Regions from separate parts of the Homo sapiens genome. Here all the other regions are linked to region 1. The links are chromatin loops, found by intact Hi-C in ENCODE. Cell type or tissue: heart right ventricle. All regions are shown on one strand. Each heading gives the region's core, and the rest is flanking DNA. Links, peaks and the distances in the headings are about the cores only.

Region 1 (7,958 bases), core at 1,064-6,063:
TGACCTAGCCTCTGCCTGCTTTCCTAAAATCACCTATCCTCATTCTCTCTCTGTCCTCCAACTTTCCTTTTTTTGTTGTGTGCTTCATCTTTGCTAAGTTACCTACAGATTCCTAAATCATCCGTGGCCTCTCTTGTTTCTGTATCTTTGTACAAGATCCCTCTATCTATAATGCCTTTTCTCCCTCCCCCTACCCAAGTTCTTTTTACTCTTTAAAACCCAGTGTTCGGTATTCATCCTATATACTCTTGTGTTTCTGTTTTAATACTTACATTCTCTCATTATACTCGTCTGTCTTCTTACATCTTTTCTGCTAGACTAAAAGGTTCTTGACAGTAACCATTGGATTTGTCTTTGTAGTTCTAGTGCCTAAAGACACCTAATTCTTTATTAACAGAATGAGTAAGTAAATGAATTAATAGTAAAAAAGCTGGGGGTGGGGAGGGGAAGCAAGTTGTGGATACAGTGCCTGATCAACTAACTACCTTCCAGCTTTGGAACTTCCTTCTTCTGAGGACTCATGCACATAACTACTTGAGTTGGAATCAGCTCATGCTCTTTCTAAACTCCTTTTCTCCCTTCTCCTGTAGTTTTGTCATCATTTGCCTGTCTTCTCTCTTGCTGCCCCTGTGACACTGTGGGGGGAACATTAATTGTTGGAATATCCCTATATGATTCCTAGAGTTACTTGGGAATTGATATTAGAGAAAAGCTAGTCTAGGAGTTTTAAGAGGTTATGTTGTTGTTATTGTAGCCTAGCTCTGAATTTTCATCTTGTTGAGCCAGGTTTTTCTTTTTTTAAGTGAATATTTTTCCCCAGTATCTGCTGTTTAGGAAATCTCTGTTGGTAACCATTTGATCTTGGGAGGGTAGGGACCTTTCAAATAAAGATACTGAGAACTATTTGGTATGGAAAAAGTACATCTATAACAGGCAGACATCAGTGTTGACCTATTTTCTGGAGATCAAACTAGAAAAACTAAAGTATTACATTTAAAATGTACCTAGACTCAGGCCCGGGTTCTTTGTACACTGAGATGCTTATTTTAAGCATATATTGCTTGAAGTGGCCTCATTATGCATTTTGAGGGGCTTCATTTTGGGATTTGATAACTATTAGGTCTTTTTGGGAATATTCCTGATCAATCAAGAGTTATTCCATGGTTAGTGTGAAACAGCCCTGATCTTGTGATATTTTCCCAGGGTGTCACCCTAACAGACCTTCAAGAAGCAGAAAGGACATTCAGCCGGTCGAGGGCAGAGAGGCAAGCTCAGGAGCAGCCTCGTGAGAAGCCCACAGACACTGAAGGGCTTGAGGGGAGCCCTGAGAAGCATGAGCCCTCAGCAGTTCCAGCAACAGAAGCTGGGGAGGGCCAGCAGCCCTGGGGCAGGAGTCTGGATGAAGAGGTGAGCTCATTTTTGCTGGCATGTACTGTGCTAAAAGCAGGGTAATTAGTTTGGGGAGTATCTTCTTCACTGGTAGTTCAAAGGCTGTGTTCTACCTTGCAATGGACAACTCACTCAGTATGGCTGTCTTTAGTTTGCAAACCTGTGTGACAAAAATTTAGAGGATGTTGGTCCTTAAATGACCATTTTTTTCTTCTGAGAGTTCACTGATGCTTTTGAATAAATGTCCTTCTAGTCTAAAAGGAGAGGTCATAGTATAACAAAATGCAAATAAAAATATAAGCATATATTGAGTGTTTACTTTACTCAATACATGCTTACTTTATGCCAGGCACTATTTTAAGTACTTCTTGTGTATTAATGCATTTAATCCTCATAACAACTCTCTGAGGTAAATATTACTATTTCTATTTTATATATGAGGAAATTGAATCACAGAGGTTAAGGAATTTGCCCATTTCACATAGCCAAGAAGTGGTTAAGCCAGAGTTTGAACATAGGCAGTCTGACTCCACAGCTTGCTCTCTTAACTACTAGTGTATTGTTTTTCAAACTCTTATAAACCTAAGGGGCTTACAAAGCACTCTTGAGTGTCACTGTTGGGAGGGACGTTTTGATTTATGTTTCATTTCTCTAGTGGAGTTGGTAGTAAAAGGTATAAGTTTATATTTAGGGTGAACATAACTCCTGGTTTACCTAAGATGGTTCCAATTACAACTGTTGTCTTTGTGTAATTATCATTACCCCTCCTTTGCACTCTCAAAAGTGTCCCAGTTTGGACTGATAAATGTTATGGTCACTGTGGTTATAGAAGAAAGGTATCTCCTTCTTGCTTTGACTCTGAATGGCTAGATTCTATAAACTGAAGTTCTATTTTGTATTTTGTTTTATAAGCTACTATTTATTGAGTACCTATTACCAGGTATTCTTCTAAGCACCTAACACACATTTTCTTAATTTAATCCTCATAATCCTCTCTGAAGAAGGTGTTATCTCTGTTTTATAGATGAGGAATTTATGGCCCAGAGAAGCTAAGTAACTTATTCAAGGTCACAGCTAGTAATGCTGAAGCTAGAATTTGAACAAAGATCTTTCTGACTCCAAATTTACTACATTTTATTGTATATGTCTTTATAAATCACAAAAATGTGTACAATCTCTATGTCATAAATTTAATGTGTAGTAAGGATTTATCTATCTCTGAGTCTTCCATAAACCAAGTTAAGGCTTATTGTTAGGCTCTATCTGTCCTAATTCTCAGGTTTAAAAAAAAAAAAAAAAAAGACCACAATAGACCAGAATTGCTTGAACCCAGGAGGCAGAGGTTGCAGTGAGCCAAGATCGCAGCACTGCACTCCAGCCTGGGCAACAGAGCAAGACTCCGTCTCAAAAAAAAAAAGAAAAGAAAAGAAAAGAAAACAACAACAACAAAACAAAACTACAAAAAGGAAAATGGGAACTTTAGAAAGTTTCAGTAAGCCTGGTTATGGCAAGGTGGTAGAGTATTCAGAACTCGGTAGGATACTCACATTTATTCTCTGTTCTCAGGTAATCCCTACATTCTGCTTCTTCATGCTCCTGATCTTTTTGTTTCCCTACATAAACCTTGCCTTTCAGCCCTCCATCTTAAAAAGGCCATCATTCTTATTTTCATTCCAAGATCAAAGGAATTTTTTTTACATGGTTAATGCTATCTAGTACCCTTTGGTTAATTGATGAATAATTTGCTTGAACTGCTCTCAACATGATGGGATTCTCAGAGTAGGAGTCTAGCAGCTGTGTTTTTTTTTTTTTTGTCTAATTAACTAACTTTAGCTTAGTTCATTTATTGAGTGCCTATTACCAGGTACTCAATATTGATCATCATCTACTCATAAGCCCCTTAATATAGAAAAAAACATTTTGTATAAACCTGCTGTCCTTACTCTTTAGATGGACTTGATTTCTAATATCTCATATTGTGGATTATTTCCAGCCTATCTGTCATCGCCTGAGGTGCCCAGCTCAGCCAGACAAACCCACCACGCCAGCATCTCCTTCTACGTCAAGACCCTCACTCTACACCAGTTCCCACCTGCTATGGACAAATAGATTTTCAGTCCCTGATTCTGAGAGTTCAGAGACTACCACAAACACTACAACTGCAAAGGAAATGGACAAAAATGGTATGTAGAACTTCAAAAGACACAGGCCCCTCCACAGTGCACATCCCCAGATTCTTAAAGTTCATACTTTATTTTATCTCTGGCCAGAGAATGAAGAAGCAGATTTGGATGAGCAGTCCTCTAAGAGGCTGTCCATCCGAGAGAGGAGGCGGCCCAAGGAACGACGAAGAGGCACAGGCATCAATTTCTGGACAAAGGATGTAAGTGGATTGGTCTGTGCTGAGGCATATCATATTACTCTTGGTCACCATTCTTTCAGTTGAGTTTAAAAGAAAGAGTCCCGCATGGTGCCATGAATCTTGCAGTTTCTCAGGAAGTATTACTGAGGAAAAGAGAAGAAAGACCTAACTAGTGTGGGACTCATTTGGTATGTTCCTGCTAGATTCCCAGTATCTAGTACAGTGCTAAGCACATGGTAGGCACTCAGTAAATAATTGGCAAAGAATTAAAAAACTGGAAATATACAACAGCCATATAAACAAATATAACAAGTGAATAAGCTTGTCGAGTTTTAGTAGTCCTTCCTAATATTCCCTGAATGTCATGTAGTGAGTCAACAATATCTTAATGCCACATATGAGCAGAGATTCTAACTAAATATTGTAGGAGTACTACAGGAAGTTCAAGGAACTTAAAACCTCTAAGTAATACAAGTTCACTTAGTTTTACTGTTTTAGAGAAAAAGTGGAACAAATAACATAAAATAGATGAACTTTGGCTTTAAAATAAAGACAGATATGCCAATGTTTACTAACTACAAATACACAATCAGTAGTTCCATTCATCCTCTTCCATATCTTGTTCTGTAGCCTTCTCATTCAACCTTGTTATTGGCATTTTAAAGAACAAGTGGCCAATAACTTGGACAAGACGACCCTGCCTACCAATGACTCCTTTGAAAATTGGACACACTTTATTCAGTGAGACAAGAAATGAGACAGTAGTAGTCATTCATTATAAATTATTTTTTAGATAAAAATATTTCATTGTTTTAGGGCTAAATTGACTGATAAGTATTGACAAAGATGAAATTAAGTCTGTCTGTCTTGTCTGTCTGTCTTAAAGATATCCCTTTTCCAACTGTGGTTGATTTGACTTTTTAGACTACAGGTGACATTTCTAAGTTGCCTGCCTGTGATGGCTGTGAAAAGTAGCAGTAACAGAGCATCACTTGGAAGTCAATTCTCATTGCCCATGTTTGAAATGCCAAGATGCATAATTGATGGGATCTGACCTTGTTGCTTTCAAGGATGTCTGTGACAATGAGCCTCTTGATTTTCTTCCCTTTTCTTTTTTAGGAGGATGAAACTGATGGCTCTGAAGAGGTCAAAGAAACGTGGGTAAGTGACAAGCCAGTGAAGCATGTCTCTTGAGAGCACAGTCTTGCTCTTGTATGTAATTTTAGTAGAAGAAAGGGCAAGACTTAATGCAGATTTTAGTTGAGAAGGAGTTTGGAGATAGACATTCCTCTAAGAGATGGGGCAGGTGTTAGTTTGTGGTACTATTTTCTCATGTGGTGTAACAGTGCCTGTGCTCTTGAAGCAGTTTCCTACATTTTTCTGTGCCTACTGCCAGTCTTTCACACTGTTATAGGATCCATCATTTTCTCTCTTGTATGTTATTGGATTATATGAAGTACTTTGAAATCTTTGAATGAAAAGTGAAGAGTGATACCAGTTCCTTTTTGGATCCGCACTAATAGAGAGGGACATAAATGTGGAGAATGTAAAACATCAGACAGTCCCCAAGTCATTTATATTTGACTTTGAGATAAGATTAAACATCTGGCATCTTACATAACTCTGCCCTTTTAAGGCCTGACATCCAACTCTTCCCTGCAGTGAAAGGCCTAAGTTCAGCTTTTCTGAAGATACTCCAGGCTCCTGTAAGCCACTCAGACATGATTGGTGGTGGTTTTCTTTTTAGTACTGTTTTCCAAGAAGGAAGGAATTTGGTTCTGACTAAATTAATTGAAATACATGTGCTTTTCTATTGAAATTATGTAAAAAGATGACCTTTTGTATCCTACAACTTATTGGAAGTATGTTTTCAGAGTATATTTAATAACCTGTACTGAAAATTAACATCTAACTCATCTTTAGCAGAGAAGATATAAATAATATATTGTCATTGATCTGCCTATATTTTTGTCTAGATCCAAAACAGACAATAGTAGCCTTCTAGAAAGTAGTGCCTTTAATGACTAACGGTGACATAGGTGAGAATTGCCTGCCCTTGGTTGAAGCTGGGGCTACTTCATAAAGGCAAGCTATGTGGTGTGGAAATAGTATATAGAGGTTCCTTGGGGCACGAGTGTGTGCCTGTGTGTATGTGTATGAATTATAGCAACTCTTAGTTTCTTCAAGGGGCTTGGAAAGGCTTTTGGAGATAGGAAGAGTGAATATAGGAAAGTTCCTTTGGGGAATTATAACTCAAAGCATATATAACTCAGGAAATATAACTCAGAGGATCTGAGTTATAGATTATAGAGTACTGAAATGGAACATTATCCATACAGAATTACATAGGCCATTTAAATCCAGGGAATTGCAAAAGGGAAGGCTTTGTTGTCATAAGAATGTCTTTTGCCAGTGAAAATTCTATTCTCTACTTTTCTAAACTTCTTGGCACTGGAAAATCCTAGCCTAGAGGGTACCAAGTAAGGAAAATTAAGATGATCTTGATGCAGTACTTCCTAGGGAATTTTACTTTAGGACTGTTGACTTGAAAGTATGAAGAAAAGCAGAGACTGTTGCAGTTTGATGTGAAAGGCATTTGTCAGACTAAAAAATACTCCACACATCCAATTGCATAAGGCATCTACTAGTGTTTACCATGTGTCAGGAAAACAACAATGTGAATCAAAAAGAATAAACAGCCCATTATCTGTGGACTGGTACATTTGAATTTATGCAGATAAGCTAAGGTTGCTATAAGAAATATATTCCAAGTGCCAATCTCCAGCCTCGCTAATAGTGCAGGAAGAAAGGCCGATAATGAATCAGCATAGGGTGAGGCATCCTTTTTGTAAAAGTCTTATATTTGCTTGTTTCATTTCTTTCAGTTAAATTCTTAACTGTTTTTCTCCCTTGAGCACTCTCTCCTAATGCTAGCAGGCATGATGCCATTATCTATATGGGCCTACAGAGCCACATGCCTGGTCATGGCCTAGTGTAAATTCCTACATTTCTATTTCAAGACAATCAGTAGTATCTTATGACCACCTCTCTACCCCAGCTCCATTTTCATCCTTCAGGCAGTACAGTTGACTCAGCTCTGCAACAACAAATGAGCCAGTTAAAGCGGAGGGCATTCCATTGAAATGGTGCTGTTAGCTAATCAGCATGGATACAGTTGAGAAGCCCAGGGCAGCTCTTTCCTTTCTTGGTTTTTAGTTCAATAAAACTATATCTGCTATTGAGGTCATGCTGGCTTCCTTCTCTTACCTAGTCCACTCCTTGAGAATTATAATATCTATTATTTTTAAAGTTATCTCTTCCCAAGACTCTAATATCTTGGCTTTTTTTTAACTGAAATATAATTTACAATTAATGCACAGATTTTAAATATACTGTTTGCTGGGTTTTGACACTTGTATGTACCAGTATAACCACTACCCAAATCAAGATATAGAACTTTTCCATCACCTTAAAACGTTTCATCATTAACGCTCAAGAATAAGTGATACTAATCTATGGTGATAGAAATCAGAAGAGTGGTTGCCTCTCAGGACAGAGAATTGAATGGAAAAGATAGAAATCAACCAGCAGTAATATTTAATTTTTTTTTTGAGACAGGGTCTTGCTCTTTCGCCCAGGTTGGAGTGCAGTGATGTAGTCATGGCTCACTGCGGCCTCAACCTCCCAGGCTCAAGTGATCCTACTACCTCAGTGTCCCAAGTAGCTGGGAGTACAGGCACAAGCCACCACACCCAGCTAATTTTTGGAGTTTTTCTAGAGATGGGGTTTCACCACGTTGCCCAGGCTGGTCTCGAACTCCTGGGCTCAAACAGTCCTCCTGCCTTGGCCTCCCAAAATGTTGAGATTATAGGCATGAGCCACAATGCCCAGCCAATAATATTTAATTTTAATGGTAGAAAGGAAGCTTCAACGGTTATTATCTTTATCTTATGCCTCCAGTCAGAGTTAGACCTAAATGATTCAAAATATCTATGGTTTTTCCCCCCTTCTTAAAGATTTCAAAAGAAGATTGTTTAATACTTCACTTGTATAGCAGTGACAACAACGTGGTTTAAGACCTTTCTGTTGTTTAAACTAAATCTCTATTGAGGTCATTGAAGTTCATTTCCTTTTTTATATACCAAGAAAAATGTAACCAACATTTATATACAGGTAAGATTTATGGCCAGGAATGGCCATAATGTTT
Region 2 (7,958 bases), core at 508-5,507, 100 kb after region 1:
ATTGATAAAGGTTATGCTAGAGAGATGGGCACAAGGTACTGTGGAAACTTAGAGGAGGTGACAGTCCTGGGGCCAATCAGAAAAGGCTTCACAGAAGAGGTGACTGGGACATGAAGTCTGAGAATTTCTCTAGGAGGAGAAAAGAAGGAAGAGGATTCCAGGAAAACAGATTTGCTTGGGTAGAGGCATAGAGACCTGAGAGTGCATTTGGCATCTGAGAAACATTAGATGTTCAGTCATTGAGGTATAGGGTGAGAAGCAGTGAGGCAGGAAATGAGGCTGGTAGAGTAGGTTGGGGTCAGCCAAGGAGTCTGCATTTTGTCTTTCAGGCAAGCAGTAGGGGACTCCTGACGACTTTAAGAAAAGGAGTGTCGTGGACATTTGAGAGAGAGAGCCCTGGCATTGAGTTGGAAGATTTACTGGAGGAGGAGTGGGCCTAATGGCAGGGAAGAGACCCATTGGAGGATGCTGGAGGGTCTGGGAGGATGGATCCCGAATACCTGTACCAAGGCAGGGACAGTGGGGATGGGAAGTCAAAACCAGGTTGGAGAGGTATTTAGGAAGAGAATCAAGAGGACTTGATGATCAGCTGGATTTGCTGAATGCTCGATGCCTTTTTCCCCTGTGACTCCAGCCAACTCAGATTTGTCCTTCAGGACCAAGCTCTCTCTGGGAAGCCTCACTACAGTCCTCCGCTTCATGGACATTGAAGCTGTCGTCTCACTGTGCTTTACTAGACTGTTTACTGGTGCCCTCCCACTGTGAGGTCCTTGAGAGCAAGGAGTGTGTGGATTACACACTTATTTCCTCATCCCCTAGCCTACCACTTAGGAAATGCTCAGTAAAGTATGTTGGATAAATGAGAAAGGAAAAAGGAAATAGTCAGTCTAAGGTGACGCCCAGGTTTCTGACTTGGGCCACTGGGTAAATGATGGACTGTGGGGTCATTCATTGAAAACAGAATTCAGATGAAACAGGCTTGGCTGGGAAGAGGTAGGAAGAAGAACATTACATTGGTTTTAGGCATGTTGAATTTGAGATGCCTGGGTCAGGATGCTCTAGATCTAAAATTCTCTGTAATGAGGACTTCTCTTGGATTAACATTATCACTGAGCTGCCCAGTGTTCCCTTGAAGTATTCCATCAATAACATCATACACATCTCCATAGATGACAGAACCAACTCTGAAGATTCTCTTGTACCCTTGCCCCCAGCCCTCCTGCGGGGAGGAGAGGGGGTGGGATCAGCTCACTACAAAGAAGGAGAGACCAAGACTCCATGATAACCGACCACTCTGCAAGCCCCCAGCTGCGCCTGACTTCCCGCCCAAATGGGTGGGTGGGTGGGTCTCTTGTCCTACCACGTCCAGATCCCACTCATACCTGGAAATGGTGAAAACCAGACCTCATCTCCAACATTTACAGAACTTGCTGGTGAGAAGGAAGGAAAAATAGAGAAGGCTGGAAGGGTGGAGGGAGAGAGGAGAGGAAGCAGATCAGAGGAGTAGATGGGAAAGACCTAGAGAGCAGTGGAAGTGGGGCAGGGATGGCCAAGACAGGATGTGGCTGGAGAGGATGGAGGTGGCAGCGGCCACTCCCACCCTCTCAGCCAGCTCCCAACCCCTCTGGCACCTTTGCTATACCCCCATACATCTGTGTGCATGACCATGGTCCTTCAAGTCCTAAACGAATGATTTGCAGAATTTTTTGAATTAGTTCATGTTTATCTCCTCAGAAAAGGGGGATCCCTGAAGCACTTGGGAAGGAGGCCCCACCCAGGCACCATTAGACCTCGAGCCTTCCCCTACCAAGAAAGGCTGTTCCATGGTCTCTAGGTGAGTTCCCTCTCTTCAACCTCCCCATACATGTTTGCCTCCCCAAACCCTGCTCCATGCCTAGGAACCCAGGGCTCCAGCACCTGAATCTGCTCGAAGGGGATCTCAAAGCTGAAGGACTCGTTGAAGTATGGGTTCAGGGTCTTCTTCTTCACGGTTGTCTTCTTCTTCTTGAGCCTCTTGCCATTCTGCATCAGGTGGATCTTCACGTACGGGTCTGCGGAGGGAGAATCCCAACCCCAGAGAGGTTCCCCTTAGCCCCCAGCCTTCCTGCCGAATGTACCAAGGCCTGCCCAGAGCATCGGTCAAGAGGGGGTCTTCACTCCGCTGAGACCAGGCCCTCAGAAAGCCCCAAGTCATGCCATCCAGTTCAAAGGTGGCAAAAGGCTTCACCTCCAGGACCAACTGTGACCAGTTGGTTGTGGCTTCCTGAAGCATTGGGTGGAGGGCATTTCTGAGTCTAAGTAAGGCCTTGTGAGAAAGAGTCTGGGGATTCATCTGTGATCCTGTACTGGGGAGTGGGTGGGGAGTGCTGAAGTCAGGACACACATCTGCTGGGTCATAATCCCAATCCGATCCCCCTAATCTTGCAGACAAGAAACTGAGGCCAAAGAACGGAAATGACCTGCCCGAGGTCACACAGCGGGTCAGTGACAGAGCCAGGCTGGCACTGAAACGCGCTGGTTGGAGCCCATGCCCAGGGCTGATTCTCTGGGAAGGCAGCTGAGGCAGCAGGCTTCATCCACTAGAGCCCTGTGCCATGGGCCAGCCCCATTCACTGCCAGGTAAATGTGATATTCAGAGCATCTTCCACTCCCTTGCCTCACCCTCCCCTTTCCAGGGCAGAGCCAGCAGAGCCTACAGCCTCTTCTGGAAACATGTCTCGATTGTGGTGTCATGCTTTGGGCTAAGCCCTGCTCATTTCCCTGGGAGAAGTAAAATCCTAAGTCACAAACTTATCTGGGGATGAAATTTCTCTGATCCTTTTCTCTGTAGCCCACAGTGCATGGCCAGAGAGCGCTGGGAAGGCAGCTCTGATGGGGACAAGGGGCCCTTGGAGAAAAGGAGGGCCTGGGAAGCTAAGGCTCCCCCGCTCCTCGAGGAGACATCTCAGTCCCAGGGCAGCAAAGTGTTCCTCTTCACTGGAGTGTGCAAACTCTGGGACTTGGTGCTGACTGGCTCGCTGGTGCCACCCAATGGCAGCCAGAAGCTCTCCACGTACCTGAAAGGCCGCCCACGTCCATCTTCTTGAGGTTCTTAGCCTCCAGGATGCAGACAGTGAGCTTCCCGGCCGTGGGCACATAGCGCAGGGAGGTGCAGATGTCGCCCAGCTTCTCCGGCTGTCCAGGGGAAGAGCAGGACTTGGGTCATCTCACCCATCCTAGTGCCTCTCTCATGGCTGACCTCTTTCTTGCCAAAATTAGCAAGGCAGTGATGTGTCCCTGCCTCCCTCATCACCAGTCCCCATATATGTGATGGCCGAGAAGGTCTTCCAGCATCTGACCTTGGGTCCCCCTGATGCAGTGCAACAAAGTCCCTGAAAGTGACAGGTTGGGACCTCAGGAGCCGTGGGCTGAGGATGCTGACAGATGAGGGGGGTAGAGGACAGCTGCGGTGGCAGGACTGAGGGAGGGATCCCTGGGTGGATCTGGGATCTGGGAGGTTGGGAGTATGTTTGGGCTCCCACCCCAGGCCCTGGTAAGGTGGGAAGGTGTGCGAGAAGCGGGTGGGTTAGCCACGTGTCCACCACCAAGGGCCCTGGGGGACTGAATGTCTCAGAAGCCTTCTTTCCCTTAACAGTCCCACCCACCAAGATCTCTCCTTGTGGACCATTCCACTTGTAGTATGATTTGTGGTTTTCGGAGCAATTTGCATCCCTTTTGTTACTATCACTGCAACTCTTTGATGTAAACAAGACAAGAATTCTTTGTAACCAATGAGAAACTGAGGTTCCCAGAGGCCATGGTTTGCTCAAAGTCACACAACAATTTAGCACTGTAGGCAGGCTGAGGACCCAGGGCTCCTAATTCCTAAGGCCAACACCACACTGCAGAGTCAAAGCTGCTCAAAGTCAAAGCCACCCAGGGCAAGACTGACGACATCACACAGGTCCTGGTTCAGGTGTGCTGGCCTTCCTCCCAGGCACAGGGGACAAAAGGGAAAAAAGGATGTCTTAAGCTTCTCTACTCAGCCCTCCATCACTGCCTAGAGTGTGCCAGGTAGCAGGGCCCTGGCCAAGACAAATGATTGATGCCCAGAAGGAAGAATGGCTAAAATGGAGTTTTAGGTACACAGCAATTGCTCAGCAAATATTTAGTGAGTGAATGGATGCTGTAGCAGTTCTGGGAGGACAAGTCCCTTTGCTGAGTATCCTTTAGAACAAACATGAGCTTTTCTTGTGGGTGAACTGAGGCACAGAGGCGTGAATCACTGGCCTTAGGTAATAGCAGAAGCTTAGGAGTAACAATAATAATGGTGTTTTTATTTATTTGAGTACCTACCAAATACCAGTCGCTGCGCTAGGCGCTTTATGCAGGTAATGAATCCTCATCTGTAAAAAAAGACTAAAGGAGGGAACCCGAGTCCAGAGAGTGTAAGCAACTTGCCCAGGGTCACACAGCCAGGCAGTGTGGAGCTGGGATCCTAACACAGGTCGTCTGCCTCCAAAGCCCACCCTGTTTCCATCATGCCAAGAGGTGGAAGCCCACCTGTACATTCGTCTTTCTGCCCAACCTGGCCTCATCTCTGCTCTTACCTCCTCCTTTTCCCCGCCTTGCAGGTCTCTCCACTCCTCAATGGGCTGGCCGAGGTCCACTGTGTTCATAGGCACCTTTACCTCTCCAATGATGTCATGTTTGGAGAAGCGGTCAAAGTCATAGATGGCCATCACCAGAGTTTTGCCCCCAAGCTCCTGGTATGGCACCTGCAGGGCACAAGCAGAATCAGAGGGGGCCAGAGCGACTCACGCACCTCCAGGGGTGCTATGGGCAGGGGCCTGCATTCCAGCCCACAGGGTCCAGGTTAGTGTGCCGAGACAGACAAAGACCAAGGCTTTTGGGGAGCAGAGTGTGAGGGTGGGGTGGGAGGGATCCCGATCCTCCATAGAGGCCGGGGTAGCCCTGCAGTCAAGGCTGCCATTGTTCCAGGCTGAGCCATGGCTAAGGACCAAGGAAAGGTCTGTAGAACTCAGCAGAGAATTGGGATCAGGCAGGGAGCTGGAGTCACCCTTCCAGCCCTCAGCACCTTGAAGGTGAAGGTTTCATTGAAGGCAGGGTTCAGTGTCTTCCGATGGACTTTGGTCTCATATTTCTTCTTCTTGTCAGGAAGGAGGAAGACCTTGACATAAGGGTCTGAGGTGCCTCCCATGTCCAGGGCAGGCAGTTCAGCAGCCTGCAGAACGCCCACAGTAAGCTGTGGAGAGAGATGGGGAGAAGGGGCCTGAGTCTCAGGACTGCTCCAATACCACAACTGGCCCCAGACCCAGCACCCACCAATTCCGTCCCAGAGGAGGCAGTTGGGGCAGGGAAATGGCGGGAGGCTGGTGCTAGAGAGGAAGATTGGTCTCCATTTCCATCCCAAGGAATTTGGAATGGCATTTAGGAAACCTGAGAAAGGGAAATTGCCTTGCCCAAGGTTGGTGGGGAGGTTAATAGCATAATCAACTTGGAACCTTCCCCAAAGCAGGCTAGTGGCCAAGCCAGCATCAATGTCCAGAGCTATAGGCCCTGCAGTTTCCAGCCTGCCTCATTCTATGGAAAGGAGTAGTGCCCACACATCTCTGAGGGAGCTGTTTCTATCCCCCTTCCACCCAACTCCCAGGCCTCTCCCCATTCCCCCACTCTGCCCCCCCACAGCCCTGCATACCTGATTAGCCTGAAAATCATAGTCCAGGGAAAACTGCAGTTTGCCCAGGTTCTCTGGCTCTTTCTCCTCCTCCCCTTCACCTTCCCCCTCAGTCAGGCCTGTCTCTGCGTCGTCGTCATCCTGTGGGAGCTGGGGGAGAGAGGGAACAAGTTAAAAGGGGAGGACCGAGAAGTCTGGCTTAGCACAGGATGACGGGAAACCAGCCCCTCTGTGGTAGACCCTGACTCAGAGCTGTGTGTGGTGGGAACACAAGAGGGAACGTGGCCCTGCCATGGGACCCTCCTTCACGGCCCATCAGAACCCCTAGGTGGCTCCTCTACCCCCAACCCTGTGTTTGAGACATGGCTCTGGTTTGGGCACCACTCTCCTGCCTCTGAGACACACTGTGCTATGGGACCAGGCCCTGTGCCAACTGCTCCATAGCTTCTAGGGGCTGGTGTGGGGGTAGGATTTACTTCCCTTGTAAGCCCTCTCCCAAACACTTTCCCCAGCTCAGGCCCCACGCATCCTGGGCAAGACATACCAGAAGTACGGTCCAGGCAGACAGGAGCAGAGTGAGCCCACAGAGGTGGAGAGAGAAAGAAGAAAGTGATGTAAGAGAAAATCCTGCAGCTCAAACCAGCCCCTGAAGTCACCACAGCCACTCCTCAAGACCAGGAAGGGCTACACCCAAGTCATCCTGGAACCCCTCCCAACACACTCTCACACTCACACACACTGCAGGTTCCTTTTGGGCCCACATACATACACATACCTGCATGTGCAAGGACATATACACACACACATGCACTCAAAGGCCATTTAGATCCCTGGCTTCTGAGATCAAGCCCTTCCCTCCATCCTCCATATGGATTCCTTGAGCAAGAGATTCCTCCTAGTCACCCCCAAACAAACATGGGGGAAATGGAAGCACACAGAGGCCTCTGCAAACTTAAAAGAAGAAAAGGAGCTTTCTAGGCTGACCAACACCAAAAGACAGGGGAAAATAAATTATGATATGATTAATGATGGATTCCACTTGGCTCTGTCTTGGTGCCTCAGGGTCACTCTTCCGCCTCATTTGATTCCCGCCCCATGCCCAGTTAGATGCCTCCCATGAGATATTGTCCTTCAGTCTCTCTGGCTGGAAAACACAGGGTTAACTGATGGTGTCTTGCTGGTGTGGGGCTGTCTCTTTCCAACATTTTGTCCCAGTAGCCTCATTGGGGAGTCAATATATTGTTCTCCTTCACTGTCTTTCCAGGGATGAGTTCATGCTAACACAGGAATAAGGCCCCCCCCTCCCAGGGGCCTCCAGGTAGACGGTGTTATACTAGAGATGTAACTGAGAGAGCCAAGTTTTAAGGAGGGGAGCAGGTTTGGCTGTGGAAGCCCAGGAGCCTTTGCTTCCCCTTTCAGCATCAGGAAAGCCTGGGCTGAGCCCCTTCCAGTCCCCCTCACAACCAATGTGCCCTACCTGACCCCCTTTCATGTCCTTCATGTTCATGGCATTCTTCATGCCTTTGCCCTTCTCCTTCTTGTTCTTCTTCTTCTTGCAGCAGCATTTCTTGCAGATGCAGAAGCAGCAGGTGAGAAGCAGGAGCCCAGCAACCACAGCAATGGCGATCAGTGCCCAGGGTGGTACTGCCCACACAGAGAAGATCCCAGGGTCAGCAGTGCCATGCCTTGCAGCCCCTGACCCCGTAGCATTGGGAAAAATGGGTGAGGAATATGACTGCCATCCCACAATGCCCACACCCCACATTTTAAAAGCCACACACCCATGAGTGATTTGTATGTAAGGTGCATATACTTTGCATGCCTTTTCAATCATGCCTTGCTTTTTTTTTTTTTTTTTTTTTTTTTGCCTACTGTCCTTGTTGGTATAGCCTGCTAGCTGAGAGGTAGCAACCAGGTGGATGCATGGAAGAATATCAGTTTAGCTCTATTGAGTTTTACTAGTGTGATCTATGGAGGACTGGCTCACTCTAGAGAGGATGGGATGATGCTTATCAGTCCTTTGGCCTCTGCCCCTTGTGCCAAGTCTTGAGAGGGCTGATGCATAGCCAGATAGGCAGGCCAAGCTCCTTGAGGCTAGACCTAGACTGCTGCTGGGCTTTGCAAAACCCAACTGGGGATGGGTCCTGGGCTGCTCTCTGTGGTTCTGAAGCACCATCTCCCGCCAGTGTGGCTGCTCCCCCTTAATCTGCATCTCTGGTGTCTCCTATACAGCCTCTGCCAGAAATTCAAAAGCAGAGAGGGCTTTTATTTTCTATCTTCC
Region 3 (7,958 bases), core at 1,465-6,464, 70 kb after region 1:
GATAAGTCTGCTCATTTTAGCATTGTTTATAATAGCTAAAAAATTTGAAAAATTTAAGTGTCTATCATAGAAGATTAGTTAAATTATCTTACAGGCATGTAATGGAGAAGACTGCAGTCTTTTTTTTTTTTTTAGTGAGGCAAATCTATTTTTACTTAGATGGCAAGATGTCCACGGTCATAGTGGTAAGTATAGAGAGGAGGAGGAGTTAGACAATAGTGTATGTTATCTGAATTTATTTATAGAACTATGTATTTTAACATATATGCTTGACATTCTGCAAGGATATGAACTAAACAGTTAAAAGTAGTTATTTCTTAGGCAGGATTATGGGGTGACCCTTTCACTTTCTACTTTAGATACTTCAGTATGAACTTTTTCTACAACCATATATTGCTTTTATAATCAGGAAACTCAATAAAGAGATTTCTATTAACAAAAGAAGAAGAAAAAGAATGTTTTGAAGAATGTGGGACTTAGCATCTCTGTGAGTGAAAAGAGGCCACCATTGTCATTAGGAGCTAATTACTTTGCCTCTGCCTTCTCTGTGTCATCCTTATTGCTTCTCTATCTCTTCTAATACTTATTTCAGCTTCCCCACCCCCAGCTATGGCAAATAGCTACCACAGGACAGATACATCAGATGCAATTTTCACAGTTGTGACTCTTCAAACCATCCCAGTTCAGGATGTAGCACTCTGCAGGGCTGATTTCAGTTTCATATGTGCTGCCTTTTAATTTGGAAAGAGCAAAGTCTGAGAAAAATATAAACCAGCGTTAAGGATTTAGGGTGATAGTTGTACACTTAAACAGGTAATCAGCTGAGAGATCCTTCCCTTAATGAACTTACCAATACTGGAAATAAAACCACTATCAACTCTAAGAGCTCAGTTGCTAAAATATGTCAAAATTCTAATCACAGGCACAGCAGTCTTGATGTGGAATATGGATAAGATGGTAGAAAACTAGCTATTTGGGCACTGTGTTGGTATCCCTAAAATGTTTGGGATTCCAGCAAACCTGTAGAGCACCTAAAAGGCATACGTAGCATGCCCTAGTGGCCATTTCATTCCTATTCAACCTCCAGCTCAGATCTCTAAGTCCACATGTTTCTGATTCATTGACAGTTCATTGTAATCATTTTTCCAAGAGCCATTGAAATTCAAGAAATCTTTACTTTTAAAAGCACACTTTTGAGGGAAGCTGTTCAATCCTAAACTAATATGAAAAGCTCTTAAGATTTAAGTCAGCTCATAGGTCCAAACCACTAATTTTTCAATAAGCTTCATTCTTGGCAAATGATGGTCAGCCTCCCTCTCCAAGCTCGTGCAGTTTAGCCCTGAGGTCTGGGAACGCTGGCAGAGAGATTGAAGGAAAGAATGTTATGAGTTGTTTCTGGCCAGGGCTCCGAAATACTTCTTAGAAAAGGCGCAAACTACCCCTGAGCATTACCTTCTCCCCACTACTTTGTTCTCAAAACCAATTTTTATCTTTAATATTATCTCCCACAGGTTGGAATCGGGAGGTAGTAATCCTACAACCAGTGATTCTTACGGTGACCGGGCTTCAGCAAGAGCCCGTCGGGAGGCCCGGGAGGCCCGCCTAGCCACCCTGACCAGCCGTGTAGAAGAAGACAGCAACAGAGATTATAAAAAAGTAGGGTCTTTATTCAATTTTCCGGTTCTTTGGTGACATGTAAACCTCTCAGCCTTCCTCCACCACACCCAGAAAAATTACCATAGCTCTGAATAAGCAGAAGAAAAGGCACTTAAGTAATAATAATTCCTTGCAGTTTTCTGGGTTTACTTCACCTCTCCAAAAAACTAGATAAAGACCCCTTCAGATATTGAGGTGTTTTGTTTTGTTTTTTGAGACAAGGTCTCATTGTTACCCAGGCTAAAGCGCAGTGGTGCAATCATAGGTAACTTCCCTCTCAAACTCCTGGGTTCATAGGGTCCTCCTGCCACAGCCTCCCACATAGCTAGAACTATAGCCATGCACCACCACACACGGCTACATTTTTTATTTTTTATGGAGATTGGATCTCACTATATTGCCCAGGCTGGTCTTGAATTCCTGGCCACAAGCAATCTTCCCACCTCAGCCTCCCAAAGTGCTGGGATTACAGACGTGAGCCACCATGCCCAGCCATATGTTGCTTTTAGTGCAGTAAGTGTATAGTTAGAATCAGGTATTTAGAAGTGTAGGGAAAAGTAAGAAATTAAGAATATAAAAAGGGTGAAAAACCTAATGCTGTCTCTCTGAGCCCCTGAGAATCATTTGGTAGACTGTTATTTTTAACAAACATGTGCTTCTAATAAGGTCCTGTGAATATCAACTAAATACTACTTGGTGTTAGTAAAAAAAAAAAAAAAAAAGAAAAGAAAATCATCATCACTTTACAGTTTATTTCCTTTTTTCTTGTAGAATAGTACCTAACTCCAAGAGTAGACTTAAAAACCTTCCCTTTCAGGTGTTTGCGATACCAGGAAAAACTATTTTTGTAAAGAAAATATTTAGGATGGGCATGGTGGTTCATGCCTGTAATCCCAGCACGTTGGGAGGGTGAGGCAGGATGATCACTTGAGCCCAGGAGTTCCAGACCAGCCTGGGCAATATAGTGAGACCCCCATCTCCACAAAAAATTGAAAAATTAGCTGGGCATGGTGGCTCATGCCTGTAGTCCCAGCTACTAAGTTAGGAGGATTGCTTGAGCCTGGGAGTTCAAGGCTGCAGTGAGGGGTGATCATGCTACTACACTCCAGCCTGGGTAACAGAGCAAGACCCTGTCTCCAAAGGGAATAAAGAGTGCTTGTTCTGTTAATGTTTTGTTAAGCAGAACTTGACTAAAATCAATATACACAGTAGACTGGTTCCAAAAAAAAATTGTCTTTTTCATTGCTCTTTTAAGCAATGAAAATGTCCCATAGTAATGACTGTTTTTCCCCCAGAGATTAACATTATTGAAGTTGGAGCATCATCATTCTCTTTCTGTTCATCACTTTGAAAAAGCAAGAGACCAGTTGGCTGAATGTACTCTGCTCCCTACCCTTCCTTCATTTTCTCTCTCTACCATATAGTGGTGGCTTGGGGCACAGAGCCCTGGGCATTCTCATGTGATGAAATGGTGTGAGTTCTAACGCGAACGCTGATCCTCTTTTTTCCCTCTCCTCTAGCTCTATGAGAGTGCTCTGACTGAAAACCAAAAACTGAAAACAAAACTTCAGGAAGCCCAGCTAGAGCTAGCAGATATAAAGTCCAAGCTTGAGAAGGTGGCCCAGGTAAGACGGAAGAAGAAGAAAAAAGATGAGAACCAAGGGTTGATGTAAGGAAGCAAACTAGACTAGGGATCTAAGGGACAGGAAGTAAGATAGAGTCAAGATCAGGCCTTCTCGGGGCAATGAGATAGAAGCTTCTTAGATTCTAATTTATTTTAGGTTTCAATCAGTGTTTAACTTAAAAAGGAAAACTGATAATTCAGTGAACAATTCCTGATGGTCTGAATGCTAATAATTAATACTATGGCTCATCATCTACTTATTTATTAGTAGAAAAGCATAAACCAGCACTACAAAGCTAGTCCTAGACAGTTCCTCTTGTCCTGTTCATTATGTTTCAGTTCAGTTTATCTACACTTCACCTCTTGGAGAGAGATAAGCAAGACCCTATTAAACCTAGGGCAGAGAGATAACAAATTAAGCCTAGAGAAGTAAGTGGTTTGCTTAGGCCATATAACAAATCAAGGGCAAAGGTGGTGCCACAACATAGGGTTAAGTCCCAAAGCAAAGATTCTGTAGCATATGTTATCTCCCCAAGCCACCACTCTTTTTCAGCCTACAAATAAGGAATATTAGTGGCAGAAAGACTGATAAACTATTTCCTCTCACTGCCAGGTTTGATTTAATTAGATGATGCTTTAGAGGATGCTGGAGGTAATAACCTTGTCACCAGTGAAACAAACTCCGCAGCTGAAAGCTAAAGCAAGCACTGCTTTTGGTTATTGCTGAGTTATCAGGAAACCTATTGAGTTATTTCCCTCCTAGAATGCCTGGGGACTTAGAATTTCGAAAGCTGAACTGAAGTAAAAATGATTCTTTAGCAGGAAGGCTTGAAATGAAAACCAGAGGTGGCTAGTCATTCTGGCAATATGACTGGCTATCCAAAAGCAAAGACTAAAATGCTAGGGTTGTACAGTACCAAATACATGGAGTTTGGAGGGCAGGGGTGTTGATTACCCTCTAAACATCCTATTCTAACCCCTCTGGAATTGCATGAGCAGGAGGGTGCCAACACTTGGAAGACAGCCCCACAGAGCTGCGTAGGACTCCAGCAAGACAGCCAGGACACTCACTTTCTGGAGAAGGGCTTACCCAGGTGTAAAATGTGAACTGCCTGTCAGTTTAGAAGAGCCACCCCCTTTTTCCTGATTATAGTAGCCCAACATGGCTCTACTGGAAATTTCTGAGACTTACTGCAACACAAATAGATAATAACTAGGCTTAAAGTGATTTTGTGGAATAAGAAAAGTAGGTTTCTAAATCTAAAAGAGAAAAATACACACATAGCTATAGCCCTGCCATAAGGCAGCGGGGTGGACTGAATAAATCTCACTCCAACATTATTGAGCCAGGCAAAAAAAAAAAAAAGTCTCATTCACAGTAGACCCTCAAAAGAAATCTGGGGCTAATTTTTATTCTGAATGGCGCCACATATTGGCAGTGGTTTATAAATACAGATCTTATGCTGGTTCTTGTCAGTTATTACTAGGATTGTTTTACAGAAAATTAAAGAGCAGTCATGTGAGGAACCACAGGAAGAGCAGTTTCACCTGCTCCCCACTCTTCTCAGCGGAAGCTTCTGACAGCATATGTCTTGACCTTTAGGGGTTCTCAGCATTTCCACCAGCCCATGCCTTAGAACAGTGAGCAGTCTAACAAGCTGCTGACATTGACTTGCACAGAGGGCACTGAAAATAAAATCAGCCTTTCCAGTTGCTGGGGAAAAGCATTTACTCTCTGGCCCACTGCTTTGCTGGGTGTGTCAAAATATACTTAGTTTTGCCAAATACAAGTTATTGAAATTCATAAGAAATGGTGCTGCTACAAACCAAGTCTCTGCCATTTACCAAAAATGGAGTTGTTTGGCAGGACAGTGGAGGGAGGGCTTCTCAGCCTCACACATTTGTATGGAGACAGTTACCACATGAACATACACAATATTTTTACATAAAAGATCCACCCCAACTCTAAGGGAGTCAACATTAAAAACAGAACAAACAAAAAACTAGTTCTTTGTGTATATAAACCTTGAAAATCATGAAATCATCACAACTTCTACAGCTCCTCAGGCTTAGGAAAGAAAGACTTACGAGGATATTAACAAGCTGTAGGATCTATTTTTGCGTTTTTTTCTCTTCCTTCTGCTTCATAGTAGATGCAGCATAAAGGCAGACAGCCATGCCCTTCCAAACAGAAGGTGAAAGCCCAGGACAGGAGCCAGAATTCTGAGTTTTATTGTTAGTTCTGGCCATTCCTTAATTTTTTTTTTAAAAAAAGAAACTGCTGCAAGAAGACCAGCATAATTTCTATATTTATTTAAATGTTGTCTCTGCATGACACTAAGCAAAATAAAAATAATCACCCAGCAGTTATTAAATGTCTACTGAATGTAAGAAATTCTGCTGAGTTCTATGACCCTAAGGCCAAAAGGGACTTAAGGGTTTTTTATTCCCCTTTTAAGGAAGGGCCATTATCTGAGGTTATTCTGTTTTTTTTGCCGTGAGGCTAAGTCTTTTCAGCCCCTCTGCAAAATTTAAGTCAAAGATGATCTAAAATAAACATTCTAAATCTTTTATTCAAATAAAATTACCTTATCTGGAAGCCCAATATATAAGACAGATGAAAGTGGACTACCTCTGTTCAAAGCAGGGCAGATGCCATGAATGGACTCCTAAGAACCCCTTAAAGCCCACCCACATATGAAAACTGCTGCTCTAAAAGAAAAATGGTATCAATTCCCAAAACAGAAAGAATAGGGGAAAGGGGATTATTTAGACAAGTGCCATTGGCCTTAGACATTCTCGCTCAGGAGTTGCCAGCCTTTTAAAGAAAAGCCTTTTTTTTTTTTTTGTTATTTCCTCTGGGTTGTGATATTACTCATAGAATGAAGAGAGGAGAAGAATGGTGAGATGTAAAATTGTAATTAGCATTGAAGACCTGTGGAGAGAGAGAGAGAGAGAGAGATTGTGTGTTGTAAGTAATTTCTTTGTAATTTCAGGGAATACTACTACTGCCTTCCCCTCCCCAGAGGGAATCCTGCAAACTTCAGAGAGGTGATAATGTTAGGCTTAGAGATCTATCAGAACCTGTTTGCTGGGGATCCCTGCTATAGGGGAAGTCCAAAGTTTTACTGTTTATTTCTAGATGTCTAGTAGTGAAGCTGAACTAGACTGGGCGTTCTACTGGCCCTTAGACAACTTAAATAACAACTGTTTTCCTTCCATTTGCACCAGCAGAAACAAGAAAAGACCTCTGACCGATCATCAGTGCTGGAGATGGAGAAACGGGTATGCGCATGTCTGTTTCCCCCTCCACCCCATTTCATCTCTTCTTTCTGACTCTCTCCCACTTTGTTATTCATGCCAATGGAAAAAGTCCATCTTAAGAAGGAGGGAGTTCTGCCACATTCCATTCCCAGCTTGATGATAAATTCTTTTTGTCTGACTCTAGGCAGTAATTTGATTGCTAGTCCTTTTGATTTCCTCAGATGGTCAGTACTTTCCACATATTTAGTCTTAGGGTGGGAAGGGTCCTTGGAAGGTCATCTCGTACATTGTTCTGACTGTGGGCAGAACTGCATACACACACAACCCATAACATTTTGGTTTACTGTAAATCATTGCATACACACACACACACACACACACACACACATCCAAGGTCTCTTTACCGTTTTCATAACCTTGAACAGAAAGGAAGCTTTCAGTGGGACCCTCTGCCATTTAGGTCTTACGACTTGAAACATGAGCCAACACAGTCTTTCACTTATTTTGACTGAGGGGAGGATTTCTGGTTCAATTGCTGATCTCCTCCCAACTGTACTCAGAATATTATTCTGGGATTTTACATTCTTGGATTGGGAAAATTCAATTAGATTTATTGATGGACCCTAGCTTTGATTTGGCCCTGGAGATATAATATGTTCCCATCTGTCCTGTTGTTGTCTGTTTAATTTGGAAAGCAGCTAAGTTTTACATTTTATTCCTTTGGCCTGTAACCAAACTTCCTTGGTATCCCATCTGATCAAAAACTCCTCATTGGGTTTAGGCTAAACCAAGAGTCAGTTGCTGGGAAAGAGAAATGGAACGGGAGAGAAGCAACTACAGGGGGAGGGAAGAAACTAGGGGGAGAGATGCTGTTTCTTAGACAATGATGTCTACTTCCCGGCTCACCATCTGCTCCTCATCATGAGAGAAGCAGTTTCCTAGGAATTTAGGGAGAGCATTACTGAAGATAATGATGCCTTTTTGATAATAGAGAGCAAGGGCCCTAGTCACTTGCAGACATTTGAAATTCTATGAAATCTTCAACCTGCACAGAGTAACTGAATGTCTTCTTCTGTTTGCATATTAGCAAGTTGCTTCTCCATATATCTACTGATTTTATGATAGGAGATTTAGATAATGTGATTTTTATCAGTGAGGTAGCTCCATCTTACAAGTGGCAGGATCAGATAGTGCTCAGATCTCCTGAGTAAGGTTTGCCTGAGTCAGCAGACAAACCTTTGACCGTGAATCTGCTGATCACACAGCAGCTGGGAGGCAGCATTTTTACTCCCTTCTGAATTCAATAATGTTCAACAGTCTCATTGTTCCGAAACAGGAGAGGCGAGCCTTGGAGCGCAAAATGTCAGAAATGGAGGAAGAAATGAAGGTATGAAGAGATTTTCTTTCTTTTTGT

What was found. A loop is a pair of places that touch in the nucleus more often than their neighbours do. Peaks named below come from ENCODE experiments on the same cell type or tissue, not always from the same donor. Only the 100,000 strongest peaks of a DNase experiment are listed, where the experiment ranks them.
Region 2: a loop joins it to region 1, with 2.3 times the contacts of the local background. A loop is called at or near these places in 57 of 110 quality-filtered maps.
Region 3: a loop joins it to region 1, with 2.4 times the contacts of the local background. A loop is called at or near these places in 48 of 110 quality-filtered maps.

Annotation. Positions count from the first base shown.
Region 1 is chr1:202,491,911-202,499,868 of GRCh38, forward strand. It overlaps PPP1R12B (protein phosphatase 1 regulatory subunit 12B), which reads left to right. Exons shown (of 24, transcript NM_002481.4): 15 at 1,204-1,407; 16 at 3,383-3,572; 17 at 3,660-3,772; 18 at 4,871-4,912. Among named protein-coding and RNA genes, the nearest start is that of PPP1R12B, 150 kb to the left of the region's middle. In heart right ventricle, for the core only: no CTCF peak of the experiment used is centred there; no DNase peak of the experiment used is centred there; H3K27ac peaks cover 1,364 bases.
Region 2 is chr1:202,597,301-202,605,258 of GRCh38, forward strand. It overlaps SYT2 (synaptotagmin 2), which reads right to left. Exons shown (of 9, transcript NM_177402.5): 3 at 7,155-7,321; 4 at 5,699-5,818; 5 at 5,078-5,245; 6 at 4,590-4,757; 7 at 3,057-3,174; 8 at 1,918-2,051. Among named protein-coding and RNA genes, the nearest start is that of SYT2, 110 kb to the right of the region's middle. In heart right ventricle, for the core only: CTCF peaks have their summits at 3,028 (motif pointing left) and 3,235; a DNase peak (open chromatin) is centred at 3,011; H3K27ac peaks cover 440 bases.
Region 3 is chr1:202,561,267-202,569,224 of GRCh38, forward strand. PPP1R12B (protein phosphatase 1 regulatory subunit 12B) reads left to right here. Exons shown (of 24, transcript NM_002481.4): 20 at 1,512-1,656; 21 at 3,177-3,281; 22 at 6,512-6,565; 23 at 7,881-7,931. Among named protein-coding and RNA genes, the nearest start is that of SYT2, 150 kb to the right of the region's middle. RefSeq lists an enhancer at 6,406-7,078. In heart right ventricle, for the core only: no CTCF peak of the experiment used is centred there; no DNase peak of the experiment used is centred there; H3K27ac peaks cover 4,815 bases.